Regions from separate parts of the Homo sapiens genome. Here region 1 is linked to region 2. The links are chromatin loops, found by intact Hi-C in ENCODE. Cell type or tissue: mammary epithelial cell. All regions are shown on one strand. Links, peaks and the distances in the headings refer to the core of each region. The heading gives the core; the rest is flanking DNA. Region 1 overlaps AOAH (acyloxyacyl hydrolase). Region 2 overlaps AOAH (acyloxyacyl hydrolase).

What was found. A loop is a pair of places that touch in the nucleus more often than their neighbours do. Peaks named below come from ENCODE experiments on the same cell type or tissue, not always from the same donor. Only the 100,000 strongest peaks of a DNase experiment are listed, where the experiment ranks them.
Region 1: a loop joins it to region 2, with 5 times the contacts of the local background. A loop is called at or near these places in 2 of 110 quality-filtered maps.

Annotation. Positions count from the first base shown.
Region 1 is chr7:36,647,187-36,650,104 of GRCh38, forward strand. The region is part of intron 4 of AOAH (acyloxyacyl hydrolase); the gene reads right to left. Among named protein-coding and RNA genes, the nearest start is that of AOAH-IT1, 49 kb to the left of the region's middle. In mammary epithelial cell, for the core only: no CTCF peak of the experiment used is centred there; a DNase peak (open chromatin) is centred at 1,455.
Region 2 is chr7:36,580,729-36,583,646 of GRCh38, forward strand. All of the region lies in intron 12 of AOAH (acyloxyacyl hydrolase), which reads right to left. Among named protein-coding and RNA genes, the nearest start is that of AOAH-IT1, 18 kb to the right of the region's middle. In mammary epithelial cell, for the core only: a CTCF peak has its summit at 1,674 (motif pointing left); a DNase peak (open chromatin) is centred at 2,053.

The DNA of each region.
Region 1 (2,918 bases), core at 121-2,620, 66 kb after region 2:
ATTGTAATAAGTGCTGGAAAAATGGAGTGTGAAGAACGGAGATGAATCATGGAAGAACTGGCTTAACTTGGGGCATCAGGGAAAACTTCTTAGAGGGAATGACTTTGAGCTGAGCTCTAATGGGGGTGATTAATTAAGTGAAGATGAGGGCCAAGAGTGGATGCTGGGAGAGCAGTGATTAAAGCCTTAAAACTCAAAGGATCTTTTAGAACCATTCCCAGTCATTAGCGTCATTAGCGATTCTTGAGCTGAGGGAATTAATAAGCATGTTCTCAAGAGAGATAGTTGTTGTTTTCTGAATTTCTCAAAAGCAGACAAGAAAAATGTTCATATCTCAAATATCATAGAAATACCTTCCTTGGAATAATTTGATTTCTTCCACTTATCGGAAGTCAATAGTAACTTAACATTTGCATTATTTTTGCTGTTCTTTGAAGAGTTTTAACACCTCTATGAGTTTAATAGCCCCCAAATCAGTCTTAATACAAGTTTAAGTAGACAAATTATACAAGATTCCAAATATGGGTGTTAACAAAAATACAGCTTTGAATCTCTGGCAAGATCATGTGAAATGCTTGGAGAAAAGATGGAACAATAGAGCATAAATCCAGACATAGCATTCCAATGCCATCTTCAGTTCCCTTAGAGTTCTTTTTTTTTTTTTGGTGGAGTATCGCTCTGTCACCCAGGCTGGAGTGCAGTGGCGTTATCTTGGCTCACAGCAACCTCCGCCTCCTGGGTTCAAACTATTCTCCTGTCTCAGCCTCCCGAGCAGCTGGGACTACAGGTTCACGCCATCATGCCGGGCTAATTTTTGTACTTTTAGTAGAGATGGGGGTTTCACCATGTTGGCCAGGCTGGTCTCGAACTCCTGACCTCAGGTGATCCTCCCGCCTCGACCTCCCAAAGTGCTGGGATTACAGGTGATCCTCCTGCCTCAACCTCCCAAGTGCTGGGATTACGCCCGGCCCTCTTAGAGTTTTAAGCCTTCAAATATGCAGAGAGCAACTTAATTTTGTAGTCTCTGATACTGAAAGCCTTTTCTGTTTCTGTGATAATTTCTTGCCTAATCACCATCAGAACTTTGTGAAGTCCAAATACATAGGAGGTGGATAAAATCTCATTTTAATTTTTCACTTTTTAAATTATAAGAAAGGATGAGCATTTTCTCCTAAATTTTCAGTCCTTTGATATTTTTCCCTAAACCATTTGTTTGTGGCCTTTGCTGACTTTTTTTTTCTTTTTGATTTTTTTAGGAGCTCTTTGATTCAAACAGAAAATAATTCATTGTGTGGCATATTACAAAACATTTACCCAGTATGCCATTTGTCTTTTGACTTTGTGAAGGGGGCAAGTTTTTACTAGTCAGATGTATTAGTATTTCCCTTTGTGACTTTTCAATCACAAATTACAAATACAATTGCTCAGGTTTTTTATGGTTCCTTTTTTTTTTTTTTAAGTGATTCAGTCTTTAATCATTTGGGATTTATTTTGCTATAAGGTATAGATAAACATCTAGCTTAAATTTTTTTCAAATGTCTAGTCTTTAGTCCACTGTATTTATTGAGTAATCCAGTGTTTTACCACTGATTTGAAATGCTATTTTAATCAAAAACAAGAATCTCAAATGCATTGGGATATATTTTGCTCCATTTTAAGCTGACTTTCTGTGTCTAGAAGGCCTTGTCATTTATCTCATTGTTCATAATTTCCTCAGATGTTTAAAGGGGAACTTTTAAAAACATTGTCAATTATACAACGTTACAACCAACAATTTGAATTTTGATTTTTTCTCTGTAAAGTTAAGATAATGGAATAACTTTATAATTGTGTGGGAGGATTTTAGATGCTGTGTATATGCTAAGCACTTAGTCCAATTTCAAATCAGTTGTCGTTGCCTTTTATTCTATAGCCCCTAATGTGTACGTATACAATAGAAGCTTAGTAAAGCTTTGAGCTTCAAGTTCAGGTGGGCTGGCACCAGGATCTGTGCTCTTCGACATCGTGTTGAATTGCCTCTCACAGGTAGGACAGAAATTTGATTGCTCTGGAAAGCTGGAGGGGAATGAGTGTTCTGTGAGGTTTGTTTCTATATTTATTTTATTAGAATGGGAGAGACTTGAGCGGGTTACTAGGCCTTCTCATTTTCTTCTTTGGGTGTAGATAACTTCATTGCACCTTTGTAATTAGTCAGCATGAGAGACAGGACTAGCTGGATTTCCTAGGCCAACTAAGAATCCCTAAGCCTAGCTGGGAAGGTGACTGCATCCGCTTTTAAACATGGCGCTTGCAACTTAGCTCACACCCGACCAATCAGGTAGGAAAGAGAGCTTACTAAAATGCTAACTAGGCAAAAACAGGAGGTAAAGAAATAGCCAATCATCTATCGCCTGAGAGCACAGCAGGAGGGATAATGATCGGGATGTAAACCCAGGCATTCTAGCCGGCAATGGATACCCTCTTTGGGTCCCCTCCCATTGTTTGGGAGCTCTGTTTTCACTCTATTAAATCTTGCAATTGCACTCTCTTCTGGTCTGTGTTTGTTACGACTTGAGCTGAGCTTTCACTTGCTGTCCACCACTGCTGTTTGCCGCCGTGGCAGACCTACCGCTAACTTCCATCTCTTCAGATCTGGCAGGGTGTCCGCTGTGCTCCTGATCCAGTGAGGCGCCCATTGCCGCTCTCCATTGGGCTAAAGACTCACCATTGTTCCTGCATGGCTAAATGCCTGGATTCATCCTAATCGAGCTGAACACTAGTCACTGGGTTCCACGGTTCTCTTCTGTGACCCATGGTTTCTAATAGAGCTATAACACTCACTGCATGGCCCAAGATTCCATTCCTTGGAATCCGTGAGGCCAAGAACCCCAGGTCAGAGAACATGAGGCTTGCCACCATCTTGGAAGTGGCTTCTGCCA
Region 2 (2,918 bases), core at 281-2,780:
GGCTGTGCTTGTTGACTACAGCCCTCACTGCAAGATGAGCTGTCTGGGCCTTTCTTGGGGAACCCTGCTGTCAGCATCTGTGGGACTCTCCTCTTGGGCTGTTCAGATTCCCCAGGGAAGGATCTTCTAGTCTGCAGCCAGGAGAGTACAGGCTGGGTTGGCAACACTCTGGGGCATGTAGGGAAGGGTCCTCAACATTTAGCATTCATGTGTTTCCGTAGGATACTCCTCTCCTCATTTATGTTTGGTGTCTTCCAGTCCAGAGGCCCTTGACTTTAGTGTTTCCAGAGAATAAAGCTCTAGTCTTATTCCAGAGTATGGGAGGGGCAGTTGACCACCTGTGGAGAGTTGGAAGGGGTCTGAGGAGCTAACTGCTCTTCAGCAATCTTCCAACCAATACTTCTGGTTTAGCCTCACCTGCATTTCTACAGCTCCCACATGTAACCAATCCCCAAGTCTTCTGGGGCTTCTGCAGTGTGAACTGGGTTGCTTCTTGGCATTCCCTCCAACCAGCTTAGGATGCAGCTCTCCTGAATCTACTAAGTCAGTTACCATTCATCTGTCTGATTTCTAGCTTCCAACGTTTTGTGGCTGTTGGCTCTTCTTGTTCTCTTCGTCCTCTTGGACAAATTCATTTACTGTCGTTAGAGTAGGGCTTTTCAAGGGAGAGATGTAAGTGCTTGTGTTCAATCTGCTATCTTACTCAAAAGCCTGAAATGGATACCTTATACACTGCGTCACTTATGCCCTCTGCCTTGAGTATTTTATTATATTTTGGAAAAACAGATGGGAAATGGACACTGGATCTGAGTTTGATACTAAAATAATTTTATGGTCAATAAAGAGGGGTTATTTTTCTTTGGGAAAGTAATTCTTACCTATTTAGTCACAAATGTATTTTTGATCATTCTGAGAATGGAATTTATATACCAAAATATTGTTTTGCTCATGTCCTGCTCATGAAGAGTAAATAGTGTAGGTATTAATATTATAGATACAGTTAGTTGCACCTTTCATTATAAGAATATAGAAATCTTTACCAATAGGAGATAGTTCTAATAACATTTCTGACTAGAAATAGCATCTAGAATTTTGGGATGAAAGCCTTGTACCAAGCACTAGAAAGTATTTCACATAGTAAAAGATACTGCTTTCTTTCATCCCCATCCCGAATCTATAATCTCTCTTATATATTTTAGGAACTGCATTTCTCAAGGAGTGCTCAGAAATCCTGAGTATATAGTGGGATCAATATAATATTTTGATATGCCTGCAAATTGAGAAGATAGCTTAATAGAAAATTATATATATGCAGGGTCTTGAGCTTGTAGTCATAGGACAAGCTGAGGCTACTAGGATGCTATGCATAATGAGGCTAAACTATCATGATGATTCTGGCCTCAAATCCTCTTCCTCTTGCTCTCCTTTCTCCACAAAAATCCAGTGTTCCAGTGTGATCTTTTATTTTTCTCTTTCTGCTCTGTTGTATATATCAAAATCCGGTCCAATGTGCTAGGAGGAGGTGACTGCTTTTGGGCTTGTAAGTTGAGGGATGCACAAGACGGGTACTTAAAAGTTCTTTTCTCCACACTTTGCCCAATGCCTACAGAACTGAATCCTCAACTCCAGGCATAGGCATGGAAGTGAGTCACGTTAACTTTCCAGTTTCACCAGCTCCTTCTACTGGAGGGCCTGGCAGTACAGGCATTTCATGTGAAAACACACTGATTGGGTTTTGATTTCTAGCACCGTAATTCAAAATGAGTAAAACTCAAACAGAATGGCTGTTACTCTTCCCAACATTGGCTCAGGGAACACAAAAAAATCACTTTTTCTGAGAGCTTCCTAATGCCTTCCCCCACTGCATTTCGGTAGAACAAAACAGAGTAATATCAAGAATGGGCCTCAAGAGTAATGTAGACAAATTAAACAGGTTGATTTAAAATGAAATAAAAGATGGCCTCCCATGTTGACTCAAGGCAGAACCTATTTGGAGAGAGGCAAAAATGGAGTTCTTCCAAAGGCTTTGTAGCCTGCCAGAGATCTCTGAGGTAAACCAGATGTGATATGATTCAAGCAAGAGTGATGTAGCATATTCTGATGAAATTTCTTAGTCAGTGTCTTTTTTTTTTTTGAGACAGAGTCTCACTCTGTCACCCAGGCTGGAGTGCAGTGGCATGATCTCGGCTCACTGCAACCTCCACCTCCTGGGTTCAAGCAATTCTCCTGTCCCAGCCTCCTGAGTAGCTGGGATTATAAGCGCATGCCACCATGCCCAGCTAATTTTTGTAATTTTAGTAGAGACAGGGTTTCACCATGTTGGTCAGGCTGGTTTTGAACTCCTGACCTCAGGTGATCCTCTTGTTAGGCAATTTCTGACTCTGTCCAGAGGCACAGCTTGCTTGGGTATAAATTATGAGTCTCCATTAAGTTGAATCTTAGGGAATAAGTTACAAAAAACAGGCTCCAGCAGTAGGGTTGGTGAGAAATACCTGGGGATATTTGATGTGAAGAGTTAGGGAGGGGAGTAAATTAGGATAAACTTGGGTAACTTAGAGACTAGACAGGCTTTAAGGCTTTATCCAGGGACCTTTTCTGCTAGGAAAATTTAAGAAAAGGGTGGATAACTTTCTTTCTAATGTGGATGGAGGTCAGGCCAGCATAGGGCCAGGGAGATAGATTAAAGACCTTTTAAGATTCCTTTCAGTCCTTTGATATTAGCCACATCCCAGAGTTCTGTGTAACCCCTAACTCACTACATCATAGAACAACTAAGATGTAGCCTCAGAGAGTGATAAACATACAGAATATGACTCACCGTGGACTCAGAGAGACTGGCAATAAGCTAATTATGCAGAGGTGAGGATGGCTACAGAGGAGGTCCTAGGAGTTCACATACAAAAAGATTAGCAGGACAG